3 separate regions of the Homo sapiens genome follow, and regions 1 and 3 are each linked to region 2. The links are chromatin loops, found by intact Hi-C in ENCODE. Cell type or tissue: endothelial cell of umbilical vein. All regions are shown on one strand. Links, peaks and the distances in the headings refer to the core of each region. The heading gives the core; the rest is flanking DNA.

The links. A loop is a pair of places that touch in the nucleus more often than their neighbours do. Peaks named below come from ENCODE experiments on the same cell type or tissue, not always from the same donor. Only the 100,000 strongest peaks of a DNase experiment are listed, where the experiment ranks them.
Region 1: a loop joins it to region 2, with 19 times the contacts of the local background. A loop is called at or near these places in 3 of 110 quality-filtered maps.
Region 3: it touches region 2 in a loop (9-fold over the local background); 46 of 110 quality-filtered maps call a loop at or near these places.

Annotation. Positions count from the first base shown.
Region 1 is chr12:57,723,346-57,729,459 of GRCh38, forward strand. It overlaps AGAP2 (ArfGAP with GTPase domain, ankyrin repeat and PH domain 2), which reads right to left. Exons shown (of 19, transcript NM_001122772.3): 14 at 4,973-5,032; 15 at 4,592-4,740; 16 at 4,336-4,426; 17 at 4,015-4,237; 18 at 3,629-3,884; 19 at 1,852-3,449. The coding sequence ends at 3,207. AGAP2-AS1 (AGAP2 antisense RNA 1) reads left to right here and starts at 2,895. Exons shown (of 2, transcript NR_027032.1): 1 at 2,895-3,033; 2 at 3,620-5,011. RefSeq lists enhancers at 3,477-4,112, 4,113-4,746. In endothelial cell of umbilical vein, for the core only: CTCF peaks have their summits at 2,870 (motif pointing right) and 3,678 (motif pointing right); a DNase peak (open chromatin) is centred at 2,906; H3K4me3 peaks cover 1,259 bases; H3K27ac peaks cover 294 bases.
Region 2 is chr12:57,902,998-57,908,530 of GRCh38, forward strand. No RefSeq gene overlaps it. Among named protein-coding and RNA genes, the nearest start is that of GIHCG, 30 kb to the right of the region's middle. RefSeq lists an enhancer at 2,369-2,663. In endothelial cell of umbilical vein, for the core only: a CTCF peak has its summit at 2,530 (motif pointing left); a DNase peak (open chromatin) is centred at 2,504; H3K27me3 peaks cover 1,032 bases.
Region 3 is chr12:57,780,100-57,786,213 of GRCh38, forward strand. EEF1AKMT3 (EEF1A lysine methyltransferase 3) reads left to right here. Exons shown (of 3, transcript NM_015433.3): 3 at 156-2,442. The coding sequence ends at 547. It overlaps TSFM (Ts translation elongation factor, mitochondrial), which reads left to right and starts at 2,688. Exons shown (of 6, transcript NM_005726.6): 1 at 2,688-2,759; 2 at 3,011-3,184; 3 at 6,064-6,114. The coding sequence starts at 2,703. RefSeq lists enhancers at 2,449-3,318, 2,672-2,741. In endothelial cell of umbilical vein, for the core only: a CTCF peak has its summit at 2,578 (motif pointing right); a DNase peak (open chromatin) is centred at 2,632; H3K4me3 peaks cover 968 bases; H3K27ac peaks cover 590 bases.

The DNA of each region.
Region 1 (6,114 bases), core at 574-5,573, 180 kb before region 2:
CTCTGTTAATCATTTTGTACTTTCAATCGAAATTCCTTTTTCCTTTCCTTTGGCTTTTGGCGGCAGCACTCCCATGGTGAAGGTCGGTCTGCCCCAGCTGTGCTAAGACAAACAAAAGGAGGGGAGCAGGGTGTGGCAGATGGCAGCCAGCAGGGCTGCAGGGAGGGCTGGCGGATGGCAATAGGGCATCCTGCATGGCAGGGCATCCAAGCAAGGCAGCCCAGGGTGAGCTGTGAAGGGGGCATGGGCACAAAGGGGCAGCAGCTCTCCTTCACCCACCCAGGGAGTCCCCTTCTGGGCTCCTATTTTGTCATAACCTGGAGGGCTTGATATTTTGTCATTCCATCCACTACCACCCTTTACATCTCCCCCGCAAGACCAAAGACACTCCCCATTAAGACAAGAGGCAAGTGGATTACTTGGTGTTGGGATTTGTTGTGAGGTTTGCTGACACCTTGACCATTTTTCACTGGCTGGAAATGAAAGGAACTTCCCACTTGCTCTTTGAAGGCAATTTCATTCTCTCCAGGGTCCTTATTTCCTTCCCATATTCTCTCACACTCCCAAACTTCTGAAGAAGGGAGCAAACTTTGGCCACGAGGAAGGAGTGGAGCTGAAATAAGAGAGTCCAGGGTCTTGGAGGTGAAGGGGGAACGGCCAGGTCCTCTAGTCCAATCTTCTTTGCTACCTCCCCCCTCTTGTCGCTTTGCCCAGACCACACACCTGCCTCTGTACTTGTCACTGCACCTGCACTGTTGAATCCACCTTTCCTGGGTCACGCCGCTGTGCTGGGTGGTCACAGCCTAGGACCCTGTAGAGCCGCAGCCTCCATGTGAACTGGATTCAGGTCTGGTGCTGTGTCCTCAGTTCAGTGGCACACTTGCAGCTGAACCTCTTGGGGCTGGTGGGCACCAAGGGTCAGAAGCAATTCTACCCAAAGATGCTGGTGCTACCAACTAACTCCTCAAGGTAGATAACAACATATGGCTGTGCCCAACCTGCACTGGCTGCTGACCCAACCCTACCCTGTCCAGCCCCTCTACCTGAGTAAACACTTTCAGCTGCCCTCGAGAAATGGTAGGATTGGCTATGTGCTGAGCCTAGTGGCACTGCAGCTCATGGAGGCAGCACCGGCTTCAGGCCGCTGTGGCCTTGGTGGTCCCTTTGATGGCACGGAGGTGGATAAATGCCTGCATCAGCTGACACTGAGTTTGTGGACACCAGGGACCTCTGCAGCTAGCTGGGAAATCTTTCCCAGGAGGTCTCCCACCCCTTCCCTCTGGAACACCCCCTGACGAGGCCAGGGGAGGAACCCCTACTCTATGTTCTACTCTGGTACCTAGTGCTCACGGTGAGCAGGCTGGCTCGGGGCAGCCCTCCTCAGAGCTGGAGCGCCTTTCAGGTGCCCTCTGAACAGATACTGTTCAGAATACAGATAAACAGATGCCACCAAGGTCCCCTAGCTGTGCAGTGGAGGGGCAGGTTTCAAAATCAGATCTGTCTCCAAAGTTCCTGCTCTTAAACAAAGCTGTCCCATCTTCCCACCCCTCTCCATGGGCCTGTCCTCTCCTCTAAGTACCATATCCCAACTCTCCCAGGACTGGCATCATCTTAAGAGTCAGTGCCTTCTCTGTTCCCAGGGTCCCCACTGACTCCAACCTGCCCACGTCCTCCACTACATGAACCCAGAACTGTTGTACATGATGGAACCACCTCCATGCCCATGGGTACTGTCCTGCCACCAGCCCCAGTGGGAGGCACCTCTGCCTGTCCCTGTCCAACCCCAGTACCCCATCTTGACCAAGGCCATGCCCTGACCTGCCTCCAAGAACAGACCAGCAGCTCACCCCCTAGACAAAATCACTTCCTCTTTAATTGCTGTTGAAGAAGATTCACACCACTGCCTCCAAGGAGATGGGGGGGCATTTCCCCCTTGCCCCCACCTCTCTCCCCTCCCCAATTACCTGGTCCTTTGCAAACTATTTTAGCCAGAAAAAAAAAAAAAAAAAAAGACCGGAAACCACTGACACAGACAGCCCAAGGGCTGGGTTGGCTGAGGGAGGCAGGGCTGGGCCAGGTAAGTCCGCCCTATCACCCAGTTTGTGGGGAAGGGGCAGGGGGCCTGGAAACCCTCCCAGCCACCTCGAATCCTCTCAGCCCTGGCTGGGAGAGGTCACGGGGGTGAGGAATGGCTCTGGAGCTGCTCCAGTGGGAGGGAGGGGCTGGACAGAAAGAATAATGGGGGAGGGGTCCCACTGTAGGGGTGCCCCCTACCCCAGATCACCACGGGCGCTGCACAGTCACAGGTACGCAGTCACGGTCACAGACACAACCCGAGAGCACCCCCACCCCAACCCACCCCCTGCCCACCCTGGGCTTCCCCTACCCCAAAACGCCCTCCCCACGCCCCTGCCCGCCCCCATCCCCATGTTGGGGAACAAAGCAATAAATTACAAGGCCCCCGCAGCCCTCTTAGCCCGCTCCTGCTCCATCCCTTCTCCCTCCCAAGATAGTAGTGGGAGGGACCCAGGCTCTTGGTTCCCCCCGGACTCTTTAGCTTCCACCCATGGGTAGGTGTAGGGGACGTCCTGGTTTCCACTACTCACGGTCCCTTTCACGGAAAGGGTTGGGAACCCCCACCCCCATGAGCAGCAGGGGTCCTGCCCCTCGCTGCCCTTGCCCCCTTCACTGGGCAGTGAGATGAGCATGGAAGGGGTAGGGTTTCCGTATTGGCCCCAAGTCCCGGGGCTAGCCCTCCCATGTACTAAACCCTCCCTCTGGCGTGGCGTCGCCCCAGGAGCCAGCCTGGGTATGGGCTCCCGCCCTGGGATTGTTGAGCTCGGGCAGGACCGGGTCTTCTTTCCGCCCCTAGGGGGCACAAGCGGGCATGTCCAAGCGCCTAGGAGCCCGTACCGCTGGGGACCTCCCCTTCCGCGAACCCCGAGCGGGTAGACCCAGAGCAATCCGAGTGTGGAAACAATGGAGAGGGGGCGTGTTGAGCTGGGGTCTCCATGCCTCGTTGGGGAGAGGGAGGTGAGTTTGTGTCTTCTGGAAGGCGTGGGGGCTGTGCCCTCGTGGGGGTAGGAAGTGCTCCCGTGGGGCGGGGTGCGGATCGGAGAGGTGAGTGGGTGCGTCTGTCCAGCGGTCCGCCCGGTGTGGTCGTGCCCGGCCCGCGTGGGGATGGGGGTGTCTCTCCCGCTGGGCAACTATACCAGCGCAACCGGGGCGTCGGCGCGGCCCACGCTAGCGGCGCTGCTCCGGCGGCGGGGGCTGGGCGTGGCGGTGATGCTGGGCGTGGTGGCCGCGCTGGGCGTGGTGGCCGCGCTGCCGCCCTCACCCGGGCAGCCGTGCTGGAGAAGGATGTCGGCGCACAGCTGGCTTCCAGCCTGGCGGGCGTAGAACAGCGCCGTGCGGCCCTGGGCGTCACGGGCCGCCACGTCCGCGCCGTACTAGAGGGCGGAAACGGCCGCGTGACCGCGCGTCCCCAGGGCGCCCACACCCGGCGCCGCCTCCCCCACATGGCCAAGCCTACTTCCGGGGTCCCTCTGGGAATTTCGGGCTTTCCCGCGCCAGGCGTTTTCCGAGATGAAGCCTCAAAGACCCCCTTTCCTCCCCCCAGCTCACGTACCCACAGCAGCAGTTGCGTGATGACGACGTGGGCGAGCTCGGCCGCCAGGTGGAGTGGGGAGCGCAGCTGTGGGTCCTCTACGCTGGTGTCGAGCGGCCCGTGTCGCGCATGGGCCAAAAGCAGGAGAACGGTAGCCACGTCCTGGGCCTGCACGGCGGCCCACAGCTGGCGGCCCAGCGGCTCCTCCGAGGTGCTCAGCGGCGCCAGGAACAGTAGCTGCTCGTACTTGGCGCGAATCCACGACTCGCGCTCCTCCCTGCAAGACCAGGGATCAACGGAAAAGGCTCTAGGGACCCCCAGCCAGGACTTCTGCCCCTACCCACGGGACCGTCTCAGGTTCGCACACCCTCAGCAACCCTCCCCCCGCTCTGTTCCCTCACGCTTACCGCGAAGAGTCCCGCGAGGGCTTGGCACGGCCTCGCGTGTCGCTTTCCCACACGCGGTTGGCCGTGTCGTTGCCAATAGCCGTCAGCACCAGGGTCAGCTCCCGTGGCCAGTCGTCCAAGTCCAGCGAGCGAACGCGGGACAGGTGTGTGCCCAGGTTGCGGTGGATGCCAGAACACTCGATGCAGATGAGGGCGCCCAGGTTCAAGCTGGCCCACGTGGGGTCTGCGGAAGGAGCGTAGAGGTCGGCTCCCAGCCGGGCAGCACAGGCACCCCGGCATTCACTACACTCCCTAGCCCCTCCGCTGCCTCCTGGCACTCACTGGGGGCCCCGCAGTCCACGCAGATTGAATTCCCCTTGGCGTTCCGGATCGCCTGGATGGCCACGGCCTCGCTTTGGCTGTCTGTGCGCAGCTGCAGAGAGGGTTTGGGTTGGCACTGACTCTGCCTCCAAGCCCCACCTCCTTCTCAGACACCTCTGCTCTCCTCTCACACGACTTCGGCCGTGTCGTTGCCAATGGCCGTCAGCACCAGGGTCAGTTCCTGCGGCCAGTCCTCCACTCCACCTCAAACTCTTACCTTGACCTTGCTGCTCTCACAGCATTGCAGACTGGCTAGGATCTGACTCTCGATGGCCTGGACCCAGGCATCCCGCTCCTCAAAACTGGCTGCCTCAAAGTGCCACGTCTGACCCGTGCTGGACACGATCAGGAACTCAAAGTTTTCCTCTGAGTGGGGGATGGGATGGGGTCATTAAGGGACAGAGTTCAAGCAGGGGCTGCCTTTCCCAAGACCGTCCTCCCTGATGTCCATCCCGAGCCCCTGGGAGTGGGGCAGTGGGGGTAGGGAAAGCAGAGGGTGGGGGGCAGCAGGAAGCCCGAGCACATGCAGGGGAAGGCGGGGGCACCCCCACCCTTCTGCACCCCAGCTGAGCGCCCCTCCCGGCTCCCCACTTGTTACCTGCTTTATAAATATTTCTTAAACTACCAAAGGATTTTAGTTTCCACATTTTGCGCTTGGCTGGTTTCCCGAAGCGAAGGAGATAGAGATAGAATGGAGAGCAGAACAGAGAAAGAGAGACCAAGAAAGAAGGAGAAAAAGACAGGTAGATGGAGAGATGGAGAGAGATAGTGACAGAGTGCCAGAGACAAAGCAGGACAGACAGATGGGGAGAGAAAGCAGAACTAAAGTCAGTGGCCCCGGAGCAGAGTGGAACAGAAGCCAAGAGCCATGAGAGTAGGCAGATCTGGAACCTGGGTCTGAGCACCCGGCAGAGAGCAGGGGCAGCAGGGATGGGTTATCAAGACCAGCGAGGAGCTGGACCTCTGGGAGAAGAAGGGAGGGTCAGGATCTGAGTGAACACGGGGGAAGGGGACAGAAGCTGGGGCGCAGGGCTGAGATGAGAGGGCCCTGGGGCTGGTGGCGGTGGGGGTGCGGGGAATCACTGAGGGACAAGAATGGGGATCACTATGGTCAAGGGCTGTTGGGGAGCACTTGGCAATAGAAAGTTATCGGGAGAAGGCCGGGCACGGTGACTCATGCCTGTAATCCCCACCGCCTGTAATCCCAGCACTTTGGGAGGCCGAGGCGGGCAGATCACGAGGTCAGGAGATCAAGACCATCCTGGCTAACACAGTGAAACCCAGTCTCTACTAAAAAATACAAAAAATTAGCCGGGCATGGTGGCAAGTGCCTGTAGTCCCAGCTACTTGGAAGGCTGAGGCAGGAGAATGGTGTGAACCCGGGAGGCAGAGCTTGCAGTGAGCCGAGATCGCACCACTGTACTCCAGCCTGGGTGACAGAGTGAGACTCCATCTCAAAAAAAAAAAAAAAAAAGAAAAGAAAAAAAAAAGAAAGAAAGTTATTGGGAGAAGGGGCTGGGTGGTCACAGAATCCAGGATCTGGGGAATCAGTGGGAGATGCTGAGATAAGGGGCTGAATCACTGGGGATCAGCGGGGCTGCCGGGTGCAGGGGCTGGGGTGGTAAGTGGAGTTGAGGGAAGGAAGAGGAACTAGAACGTCATTAGGAGAGGGAGCAGGAGCTATAGACATGGACATCGTTGAGAACAGGGGCTGGGGAAAGGAATTAGCTGGGGAACAAG
Region 2 (5,533 bases), core at 534-5,533:
GAAGGCTTGGCTTTTATAAGGAGATTTGTCAGGAAAGCCTCATAACAAAAGAGTCAAATTAGAACATATTTTAAATAGATTGCCATCTCAACAGTGAAATTTCATATTTCTATGTTTTAATGTCAATAATTGGCTTAAATAGTCCCTCTTGGAGAACACAGGTAAATTAACAGTAATTATAATTGGGCTCTATTGAAAAAGAGCAATAGACTTAATAGTCCTGTTCATGCCTGAAAGAATGTTCAATGGAGAAACCAGCCAAGATTCCATTTTTCCCTGTCTTGCATTCAGTACAATTTGGATGACATTAAGCTTTCTCTTCACTCATTTACTCATCCAACAACTGCTTACCACATTCACATTCTGTGCCATTTTGTTAAGAGCTGAAAGAGTGGTGAACAGACCTAGGGCCTGCCCTCACAGAGCCTACAGTCTAGTGAGAGGGATAATCAATAAACAAGTAAACAAACAAAAAACAGCTGTTGTAAGTGCTGTGAGGGACATACACACGTGCTGCGACAGAGAATAATATGGGATTGACTTTAGTGGGCAGGTCAGGGAAGGTCACACACATTCTGTGGGTGATTGGGTACTAACATTTATTTTGGAGTTAAAAATACCTCCTACAGGTCTTTTGCTGCAGTGATGCCAGCGGGAGCATCAGGAGCTTGGGCTCAGAGCAGGACGCCTCGGATTGTTTTAAGAAAATGGCAGACGAACTGGGCATGGAGGAAATCGCTAGCTTTCATAAGGCCAAGCTAAGGAAAATGGGGATGCAGAACACCCTGCCAACCAACCCAAGAGACTGCTGAGCAGGAGAAGCGGTGTGAGACTTCCTAAGAGCCTGGAGGATTCCCGACCCCATCATCTTCCAGACTCCAGCTGCCATGTGGAAGAAGCTGATTATAGCAGGGTTTTTTTTTTTTTGCCATGCCATGAGGTGTGTTTTATTTTCAATAATCATACAATAATTTTCTATAATGGAAAATCATACAAATAATTTTCTATAATGAAAATAATACAAATAATTTTCTGTAATGAAAATTAATACAAATAATTTTGTATTAATCATACAAATAATTTTCATTAAAGAACATTATTTGCACGATTACTGAAAATAAAAAACACCTCATGACATGGCCAAAAAAACCCCCAAAAATCTTCCTATAATCAGCTTTGATATAAACAGTTTTCTTTTAACTGAGGAGAAAGCACCAGTATACAAAGAAGAAAAGCAGGGTGTGCACTTTTTTTCTTCTGGGGTCTACAAAATAAAAATAGCCATGAGGCTCCCTGGATAGTTTTTCTTGCTGATTGCAAACACCAGATACCCCGAGTGCAGTCTTTTCATGCAATCTGGATGTGCATCCTGGTTTTTCACGGAAATTTCTTCCTTGGGGTAAAAGATGACCACCCATATTTAATGGGAGGGCCCAAAAGCATTTAAGGGGAATATAAATTCCAGAGGTCTATCCAGAACTAACATGAAAAGCTCCTCTCTTGAATTTGCTGCCCATCAAGGCAAAGCATCTTCCTTGAAGCAGGTTTGAAGGATTTGCTTCCTCATCTCGCCTCCTCTTTTCGCACCTGCCAGTCCACAAGGGCTTGGGTGACAGCACCTGGCCTACACACTTTTCTAGGCACAGCAAAACTGTCCCCTACACGGATTTTCTTTAGTTCACAAACACATCTCCTCTCATTTTGGTTGTTTGAGCCACGGTGAGAATGCTGGGCTTTCAGGAATATAATTTGATGATGAAGGGATTCACCCTCTCTGCCCAGGACTTTTTTTTTTTTTTTTTTTTTTAAGATGAAGTCTTGCTTTGTCGCCCAGGCTGGAGTGCAGTGGCACCATCTTGGCTCACTGCAAACTCCGCCTCCCCGGTTCAAGCGATTCTCCTGCCTCAGCCTCCTGAGTAGCTGGGATTACAGGCGCCCACCACCACGCCCAGCTAATTTGTTTTGTATTTTTAGTAGAGATGGGGTTTCACCATGTTGACCAGGCTGGTTTGGAACTCCTGACCTCAAGTGATCCACCCGCCTTGGCCTTCCAAAGTGTTGAGATTACAGGCGTGAGCCACCGCGCCCGGCCTGTCCAGGACTTTTTGAAGGGGTTTTGTTTGTTTTGCTTTTAGGTATGTCTATTTGTTATTTTCTTAATAAAAACACCACTAGCGGCCAGGTGCGGTGGCTAACGCCTGCACTCCAGCCTGGGTGACAGAGACCCTGTCACGAAAAAAAAAAAAAATCTAAAGAAAGCCTCTCTTTCTAGCCAATGTTTAAAAGCTCTCAGTGTTGCTCCTCTCTCTTCCTACATTTCCTCTTCCTAAGCAAAGTAACATAAAAACTCTAGACAATTGGCAGGTATTTGTGTGTTCACCTGTGGGAGAGAGTTCACTTTTCAGGGAGCGGGAATAAAGGAAAACGATTGTCGAGTGCACGTGATTTAAATTAAGTCCTGGCCTCCATCAAAGTGGTGTTGGGAACCATCTGGTGGCCAGAAAGGTTTTAACACAGGCCAGGGCTCCCTGCTGTCCTCTCGTGGCAAGAGGTGGTATGACGCCCTAGGTAGGAATCCTTGCCCTGCGTTGTTCAGGATTACAGAAAAGATACAGATCAGGAAGGAAGGCAGTTAAAGTCAACGTTTACTTAATGCCCTAAAGCAGATGGGGCTCCGGGAGGAGCCAGGACAGCACCGACGCTGGCATGGTATCTGCAGTTACTGCCTGCTGCCCACAGGAGATTGACAAAAACCCCAAATATGACAATCCCAATTCATAATTTTGGGTGGAGCGGGGTGGAGTTTTATGACATATTCTCAATTAAAAATATCTTTATCCTGTTTTTGAATCATAGAATTTTAGAGCTGGAAAGGATCTTAGAAATGAGTCAATAAAATTTTATTGAGTTTTTACTATGTGCCTCTGTACTACGTGCTGTTAGGGACTTAAGGATGAATTAGATATGAATAAGCCCTGTCCTCAAAGAGTTAAAGGTGTAGCAGAAAAGTCATACAATAAAGCGAGTAAATGCCATGTAATGTGGTAGGTGCAATAACATTGGGAGAGCATGCGATACTGTGAGGACAGATGTCAGAATGGCCCCCTCTACCTGAGGTAAGTGAAGGCTTAAAAGAGAGGAGCTAGCACCTGACTTGTGTCTCAGAGAATGAGGAGTTTTCCAGGTAGGTGGGTAAGGGTGGGGATCAGAGAGGGAGGCCCAGGCAGTTGAGAAGCACACGCAGGCAGGTGGGACATTGCATTCGGCTGTAGCATATGGTATGAGGTAGGTAGCAGATGCTGCATAAATCCTTGCCGAATGAATGCATCTATGAATGATGATGGTGGGAATGGTGAGAGAGGAGGATGAAGAGGTTATGGGGGGTGGGGTGCAGGTCATAACACTAAGGAATTTGAACGTCATGCTAGAAGAGGTGAGGGAGGGTGTGGGTGGAGGGCCTTTGAAGGATTTAAGCAGAGGAGTGACATGATCATATTTATATTTTAAAAACAATTTTGGCAGCAGCGAGAAGGAGGCCGATAACTAATTAGTAGGCTACTGAAATAACCCAGTGAGTGATGATGAAATCCTAAGGCGGAGAAATGGGAACATTGAGGAAAGCATGGATTTGAGTACTGTTGGGAATACAGAATCGGTAGAGGCAATGAAAGAGAGAGAAGGGTCTAGGATGGCTGCCACCCAGAGTTTTGGCATGGGGTCTGCGTGGAGCAGATTTTGACAGGAAGGTAAAGAACATAGTGGTGGTGTTTGTGGCACCTCCAGGTCGATGTCTAGAGGGTATCTGAATACATGGGTCTGGGTTTAGGATCACAAAACTGAATGAAGGAAACCTGGAGAGTGTGTGGAGTGTGTGACCAGTGGGGAAAGTGGAGGATGAACTCTGGTGACCAAAGGATGGGTGGGGAGGGGCAGAAGAGGAGCTAGGAGAGGAGGAGAACCGAAGGGGAAACTGGCCTGGGGAGGTGTCCTTAAAGGGTCAGCCAACACTGGGCGAGAGTCCACCTAACAGGATCAGAAGCCTTGGCCAGATGGAATTGCTCTTGTGTTTTCTGCACCATGTGTTTGCTTATTTATTTGTTCAATGCTTGTCTTCATATTTAGTAAAAGGTTTTTCTTGTAACAGCACCCCTCTCTGCCCCAGGTTTCTGTTCCGTAGATGGAGGCTGGTCACAGTTAGAGTTGGAGTGGGCTCCCTGCCTCCGGGCCTCTCCCTTGCAACCCCTCTCCCACTGTGATCTCACTGGCTTGGCTCACATGTAGTTCTGATCACTTTTCCCCGTCACAATTGTTCATTCTCACTTTCTTAGTCTCCTTCTCTCAGGGCTCCCCACTGCCTGCAGAGTAGCTCTCAAGCCTTGCATTCAGAGCCCCTAAAATCTGATCCCAACTTTTTCTTCCTGCTTGAGCTCGGAATTCCTCCACTCACTTCCCCCAAGCCAGAGCCTCAGGCACACTGGAGCTCACTTCCCCTACCTCTGTGTCATCACCCGAATTCCTTCCATCCTTTAAGGTCAAGATCAAATAGTCCTTCTTTCAACCTTCCCTGATTCTTTTAGCCCAAACCATTTTAAAAAATCACTTTTCTGAACTTCTACAGCACTTAACATATTCTCTATACTTTTGTAGTAATTTAGAATCCATTTTATTTTCTCTAACCCTGTTCAGGTAAAAGGGTCTTGTATTACATTCCTTGTTTTCTCTCAAGAGCCTAATAAAATGTCCAGCACATATACAGGTACTCAATGAATATTAAAAAACAATTGAGTCAGGTGCAGTGGCTCATGCCTGTAATCTCAGCAGTTTGGGAGGCCAAGGTGGGAAGATCCTTGACGCCAGGAGTTTGAGACCAGCCTGGACAATATAGGGAGACCTGGTCTCCACAAAAAATTTAAAAAATTAGCCAGGTATGGTGGCATGTGCCTGTAGTCCCAGCTACTCTGGAGGCTGAGGTGGGAGGATTGCTTGAGCCCAGGAGGTTGACATTGTTGTGAACTATAATTGCTCCACTAGACTCCAGCCTGAGTAACAGAGCAAGAGCCTGTCTCAAAAAGTAAAAAAATCGATTACCGAGAAATCCTTAGGAAATAATTTAAATGGGAGAAGCAGCAATTAATATGTTTTTCTAAACTAGAAATAAAGGGTTGAAGCAGAAACATAATATGAAGAGGCACTGGGAGGAATCGGGAGGTAGGAGGCAGAGTCTGAGGCAGAGCTTGGGTACCTGCAGAACTGCAGAAAAGGACTAAGAGGTAGATTCTGGGGCTACCAAAGGGCAAGACACCCAGGATTGGGTCTGAAGATGGTTAATATGTGGGTCAAACCTAAAGCAACCCTCTGTTAAGGCACGATGATATATAAGTCGTGGCAAGCAAATGTTGAGTACTTAACTATTTATGGAATTTACCTGGTTTGAGTGTAGTCTGTGTTCCCCATCTGCATCCACCATAGTAATTGAAAGCCTTAGGTTATATAAATTTAGCACCTACATGTCAAGCGCGGCGATGGGTACTTC
Region 3 (6,114 bases), core at 574-5,573, 120 kb before region 2:
TGAAATGGAGGTTGAGGCAACTAAAAGCCAGTGTGGGCTCTGGGCTGTCAAGACATTGTCCTCTATGCTCTGAGGTCTCTGGACCTTCCAGGCAGGAGCCAAGAACCCTTGGTTGGTTCCTCTGACTTGCATTTTTCCTCCTTCCTCTCTCTCAGGGGGGGATGTTACCATCACTGACCTGCCCCTGGCCCTAGAACAGATCCAGGGCAACGTCCAGGCCAATGTGCCAGCTGGAGGCCAGGCCCAGGTGCGTGCCTTGTCCTGGGGGATTGACCATCATGTCTTCCCTGCAAACTATGACCTGGTGCTGGGGGCTGATATCGTGTACCTGGAACCCACCTTCCCTCTGCTGCTGGGGACCCTCCAACACCTGTGCAGGCCCCATGGCACCATCTATCTGGCCTCCAAGATGAGAAAGGAGCATGGGACAGAGAGCTTCTTTCAGCACCTCCTGCCCCAGCATTTCCAACTGGAGCTGGCTCAGCGGGATGAGGATGAAAATGTCAACATCTATAGGGCCAGGCACAGGGAACCAAGACCTGCTTGACATCACCCTTGCTGTTCTTCTCAATCTCTTGCTCTAATGAAGGAACTGTGTATCTCAAAAACCATATTTCCAGAGCCACAAACATGAGGACCAAAAAGGATGGATTTCCCTGGCCTCTCTCACTTTCCTCCTTCCCTCTTTGTTACCCCAGATACTCTTGGGCAGGTGCAGTGAGGTGCCTGCTTACAAGGAATCCCAGAGTTCTGGCAGCACTAGTGTTAGAACACCAAGGAGGTTCCTGGCTCCTGTTCTCAGAGAAGGAGGATGGTAAGGTATCCAGGATTTTTAGGGGGTAAGGGAGATATATGGGATGTGAGAGCAGTGATTGTAGACAGACTGTCACTGATCACTTCCATTCCTGTTGCTGTTTACACAGAATGGACTTTAAAAAAATTCTGTGGGATTTTTTTTTCTTTTTTTCTTTTTTTTTGAGACAGGGTCTCACTCTGTCATCCAGGCTGGAGTGCAGTGGTGTGATCACAGCTCACTGCAGCCTCAACCTCTGAAGGCCCAGATGATCTTCCTGCCTCAGCTCCCCAAGTAGCTGGGACTAGAGGCATGCGCCACCACACCCGGCTAATTTTTGTATTTTCAGTAGAGACAGGGTTTCGCCATGTTGCCCAGGGTGGTCTCAAACTCCTGGGCTCAAGTGATCCACCCGCCTTGCCTCCCAAAGTGCTGGGATTGCAGGCATGGCCCACTGTGCTAGCCTAGGATTTTTTTTTTTTTTTAAGAAAGAATTAAGCCTTAAAAATCTATTGTGCAAGAACCCAACTTTTACTCAGGAGCTGAGAAGGAAGAAGCCTCAAACCACCCATTTCCTGCTTTTTAGAGATAGAGTCTAGTGGAACCATGGCTCTAACTGGGTCAAGTCCTCCTAGCTCTGAAGCTAAGGCTGCAGAGCTGTCCTTTGGACTGTATTTCTTCATGCTTTCCAGAGTTAGAGCCTTGATCACGGAACATCATTGTGTGCAGAAGAATACTGTACCTAGTACTAAGTTCTTTTCATCTTTGATTTTTCTTTAGCTTCATCAGTCCTTCCTTCCTAATCTCTAATCCCCTGAAGCCTAACACAGTTCCTAATGTGTTTTGCCTTAACCTCTTTTCTCTTCCCACATTGGTACTTCTGGTTGGGGCTCTCTTTACTTACTGCTTAGGCACATAGTCACCTTCTCTGGACTCCCTGCTTCCATGCTTTCTCCTTCAGTCCATTCCGCAAACTCTTGTGATCTTCCAAAATTAGCTCTGATTAGCTTTCACTTCCTGTAGAAGCAAGAACAAGCTCCTCTGCTTGGTACTTAGTCTGTGTCCATGTGATCCAAAATTACCTTCCTATTGCATTTCCTACTCCTTTGCTACGTGTATTGGACCTCTGGCCAAATTACAAAAGATGTACTCTTTGTTCTCTAAAACCACACTAAAGTTTTCTGACTTCTTTCACACTCTTTATGATAATCCTCTGCCTGAAAGGCTATTGCCACCTGTCAAAATCTTCATTATTCTTTGCCTCTTTCCTGAGCCTCTTGCTTGAATGTGATTTCTTTCTCCCTGAGACCCATAAGGTTCATCTTATGGGACCTTAATTTGTCTTGCATGGACATTTGTGATTCTCATTTTCTCACCATTAAATTACCTTGGAGGGTAGGGCTGTGGTTTACTCCTGTCTAAACCCCTGAAGCCTAACACAGTTCCTGGCACACAACAGGTGTTCAACAGATATTGTGCTCATTCAATAAATATTTACTCGCTTTGTTTAATGGATTCCACCCCTGCCTTCCTAGGTGACCTTGGACAAATTCTCGAACCCATTCACCAACCACACAAGTTTGTTGTGAGTCATAAATGGATAATGAATATAAATGCGCATTGAAAATAAACATAAAATGTTACCCACATTTCTTGTGTTGTTGTTTTGTGACGACTTTATTTCTTGGTTTCTGTTATTTTACCTGGGGTGGGAGGTGGGGGGTAATTCCCGTATGAAATGTGTCGTCTCAAGAAATCAAGTAGAGGCGAGGACTGTGTTCCTCCGGCCAGCAGGTGGCACCATACTCGTTTGGTGCGTTCCGCTGGAGAATTCTGGCCCTTCCGCCGCGCCGTAGGTTTGTTGCCTCACCAGTGCGCCCGCCGGAGGGTGTTTATCGCGGCTAGAGAGATGTCGCTGCTGCGGTCGCTGCGCGTGTTTCTGGTCGCGCGGACCGGGAGCTACCCGGTGAGAAGTCCTGGTGCTGGTACCGACCTGCTGTCCCTGCAGCTCTCCTGTGCGCCTGTACCTTTCCCTTCCTCCCAACCTCGTTTGACTCCATCTCACCTTCCCCGACAGCATTGCCTCTGCCCAGTCCAGCCCCGGTGCACCCCCCTTTGCACACTGTCCGCTCCCTAAGGTCGCTTCCCTGCCCGTGTACCCTTCACCCTCTGGAGTTTGCTGCTTCCTGCTCCTCATCCCTTTCTTATCTCATCTAGGCTGGGTCTCTTCTGCGTCAGTCGCCCCAGCCAAGGCACACATTTTATGCTGGGCCCCGTCTGTCTGCCTCGGCCTCCAGCAAGGAGCTCCTCATGAAGCTGCGGCGGAAAACAGGCTACTCCTTTGTAAATTGCAAGAAAGCTCTGGAGACTTGTGGCGGGGACCTCAAACAGGTGTGTGTGTGGAGGGGTGCAGGGCGGAGTACTAGAGCTCGACCTCAGACTCTTGGGGCGGTCACGCTGGGGAGCATAAAGTTAGACTGCTCTTCAGTGACCATAATGGCACAGTCCTAAGTGGAAATCTGGCTTAAATGACAACCTTGGCCTTGACTTTGTCTTATTTGAAAGCAGTTGAGTATCCCAGGATTAACAAACCAGACTGTTACGGTGTTTCTTGTTGCCTGGAGCTGAAAGGGTTTGTGTGAGCTTTGGAGTCAGATTGTTCAGGAGTCAAATTGTGGGGCCCCCACACTGTCTGACTTTAGACTTTTTTTTTTTTTTTCAGACGGAGTCTTGCTCTGTGGCCCAGGCCGGCGTGCAATGGCACGATGTTGGCTCACTGCAACCTCCGCCTCCCGGGTTCAAGCGATTCTCCTGCCTCAGCCTCCTGAGTAGTTGGGATTACAGGCGTGCGCCACGACACCCGGCTATTTTATTTTTTATTTTTTATTTTTTTTTGTATTTTTAGTAGAGATGGGGTTTCGCCGTGTCGGCCAGGCTGGTCTCGAACTCCTGGCCTCAGGTGATCCGCCCGCCTCGGCTTCCCAGAGTGGTGGGATTACAGGAGTGAGCCACCGCGCCCGGCTGACTTTAGACATCTTAATCTTTCAGAGTTGTGTAGTTTTTGCCTGTACGGTCATGCGTCTCTTAATAGGAAGATACATTCTGAGAAATGGCGTCGTTAGGAGATTTTGGCTTATGCACATCATAGAGTACCTACACAAACCTAGATGGTATATTGTACTACAACCTGGGCTATATGGAATTGCCAGCTGCTCCTAGGCTACAAACCGTTACAAAATGTTACTGGACTGAATACTGTAGGCAGTTGTAACACAGTGGTAAGTATTGTGTATCTAAACATAGAAAAAGTACAGTAAATAGGCATAAAAGATAAAAAACGATACATCTCCATAGGGAACTTATCATGTATGGAGCTTGCAGGACTGGAAGTTGCTCTGGGTGAGTCAGTGAGTGGTGAGTGAATATGAAGGCCTGCCTTAGGACACTATGGTGCACTATAGTAGACGTTAAAGCACAGTACACATAAGCTACATTACATTTATAAGAAATTTTTTTCTGTGATAATAAGTTAACCTTAGTTTAATGTAACATTTTTATTTTATAAACTTTTAACATGTTTTAAATTTTTGGACTCTTTTGTAATAACAGCATAAAACACATATTGTACAGCTGTACCAAAATATTTTTCTTTATGCACTTTTTCTGTGAGCTTTTTTCTGTTTTTAAAATTTTAAACTTTTTTTGGCTGGGCGTGGTGGCTCATGCCTGTAATCTCAGAACTTTGGGAGGCTGAGGCAAGCGGATCACCTGAGGTTGCGAGTTCGAGACTAGCCTGACCCACACGGAGAAACCTCGTCTCTACTAAAAAAAAATAAAATTAGCCTGGTGTGGTGGCAAGGGCCTGTAATCCCAGCTACTCGGGAGGCTGAGGTAGGATAATCTCTTGAACCCAAAAGGCGGAGGTTGTGGTGAGCCGAGATCGTGCCATTGCACTCCAGCCTGGGCAATAAGAGTGAAACTCTGTCTCAAAAAAAAAAACAACAACTTTTTTTATTGAAATATCTTTTTTTTTTTTTTTTTTTTTTTTTTTTGAGACAGAGTCTTACTCTGTCCCCCAGGCTGGACTGCAGTGGCACAATCTTGGCTCACTGCAAGCTCCACCTCCCAGGTTCACACCATTCTCCTGCCTCAGCCTCCTGAGTAGCTGGGACTACAGGCGCCCGCCACCACGCCCGGCTAATTTTTTGTATTTTTAGTAGAGACAGGGTTTCACCGTGTTAGCCAGGATGGTCTCGATCTCCTGACCTTGTGATCCGCCCACCTCAGCCTCCCAAAGTGTCGGGATTACAGGCGTGAGCCACAGCGCCTGGCCAAAACTTTTTTTAAGTTAAAAAATTGTTTTGTTAAAAACGGAGACACAAACACATACATTAGCCTAGGCCTACACAGGAGTGGCATCATCATTAACACTGTGTTCCACTTTCACATCTTGTCCTGCTGGAAGGTCTTCAGGGGCAGTAACGGGCATGGACCTGTCATCTCCTATGATAACAATGTTTTTTTCTGGAATACCTCTTGAAGGACCTGCCTGAAGCTGTTTTACTGTTAAATTTTTTTATTTTTTATTTTTTTGAGACGGAGTCTCACTTTGTCACCCAGGCTGGAGTGCAGTGGCGCGATAGATCTTGGTTCACTGCAACCTCCGCCTCCCGGGTTCAAGAAATTCAGCCACCCGAGTAGTTTATAAGTTGGAGTACACTCTAAAATAACAATAAAGCATATGTATTATAGTAAATACATAAGCCAGTAACATAGTTGTTCATTATTGTTTCAAGTATCATGTACTATATGTAATTGTATGTGCTATACTTTAATAGGACTGGCAGCACAGACGTTTTCTTTACACTAGCATTGCCACAAACATGTAGGTAATATGTTGCCCTACAATGTTAGGAGGACTACCGTGTCACTAGACAATAGGAATTTTTCAGCTCCATTATAATCTTAGGGACCGTCATCATATATGCAGTCCGTCATTGTCCAAAATATCGTTATGTGGTGCGTAACTGTATAAAGAAAATACAACTGTGTGCCCCATAGGGTTGTTGTGAAGATTAGATTCATCCAAGGCACCAGTTATAATAATACCTGGTATTTGGCATTTAGTGGTAGACTGCCAGTAAATGATAGATTACTTTAGTTTCTGTTAGAGAATTTAGAGAATCAGGAAACCTGAGTATATCTTAGAACTACATTTAGTGCTAAATTCTGTGACTTTGTTGTCTGCTCTTTTTCCTCTCAATTTACAGGCAGAGATCTGGCTCCACAAGGAGGCCCAGAAGGAGGGCTGGAGCAAAGCT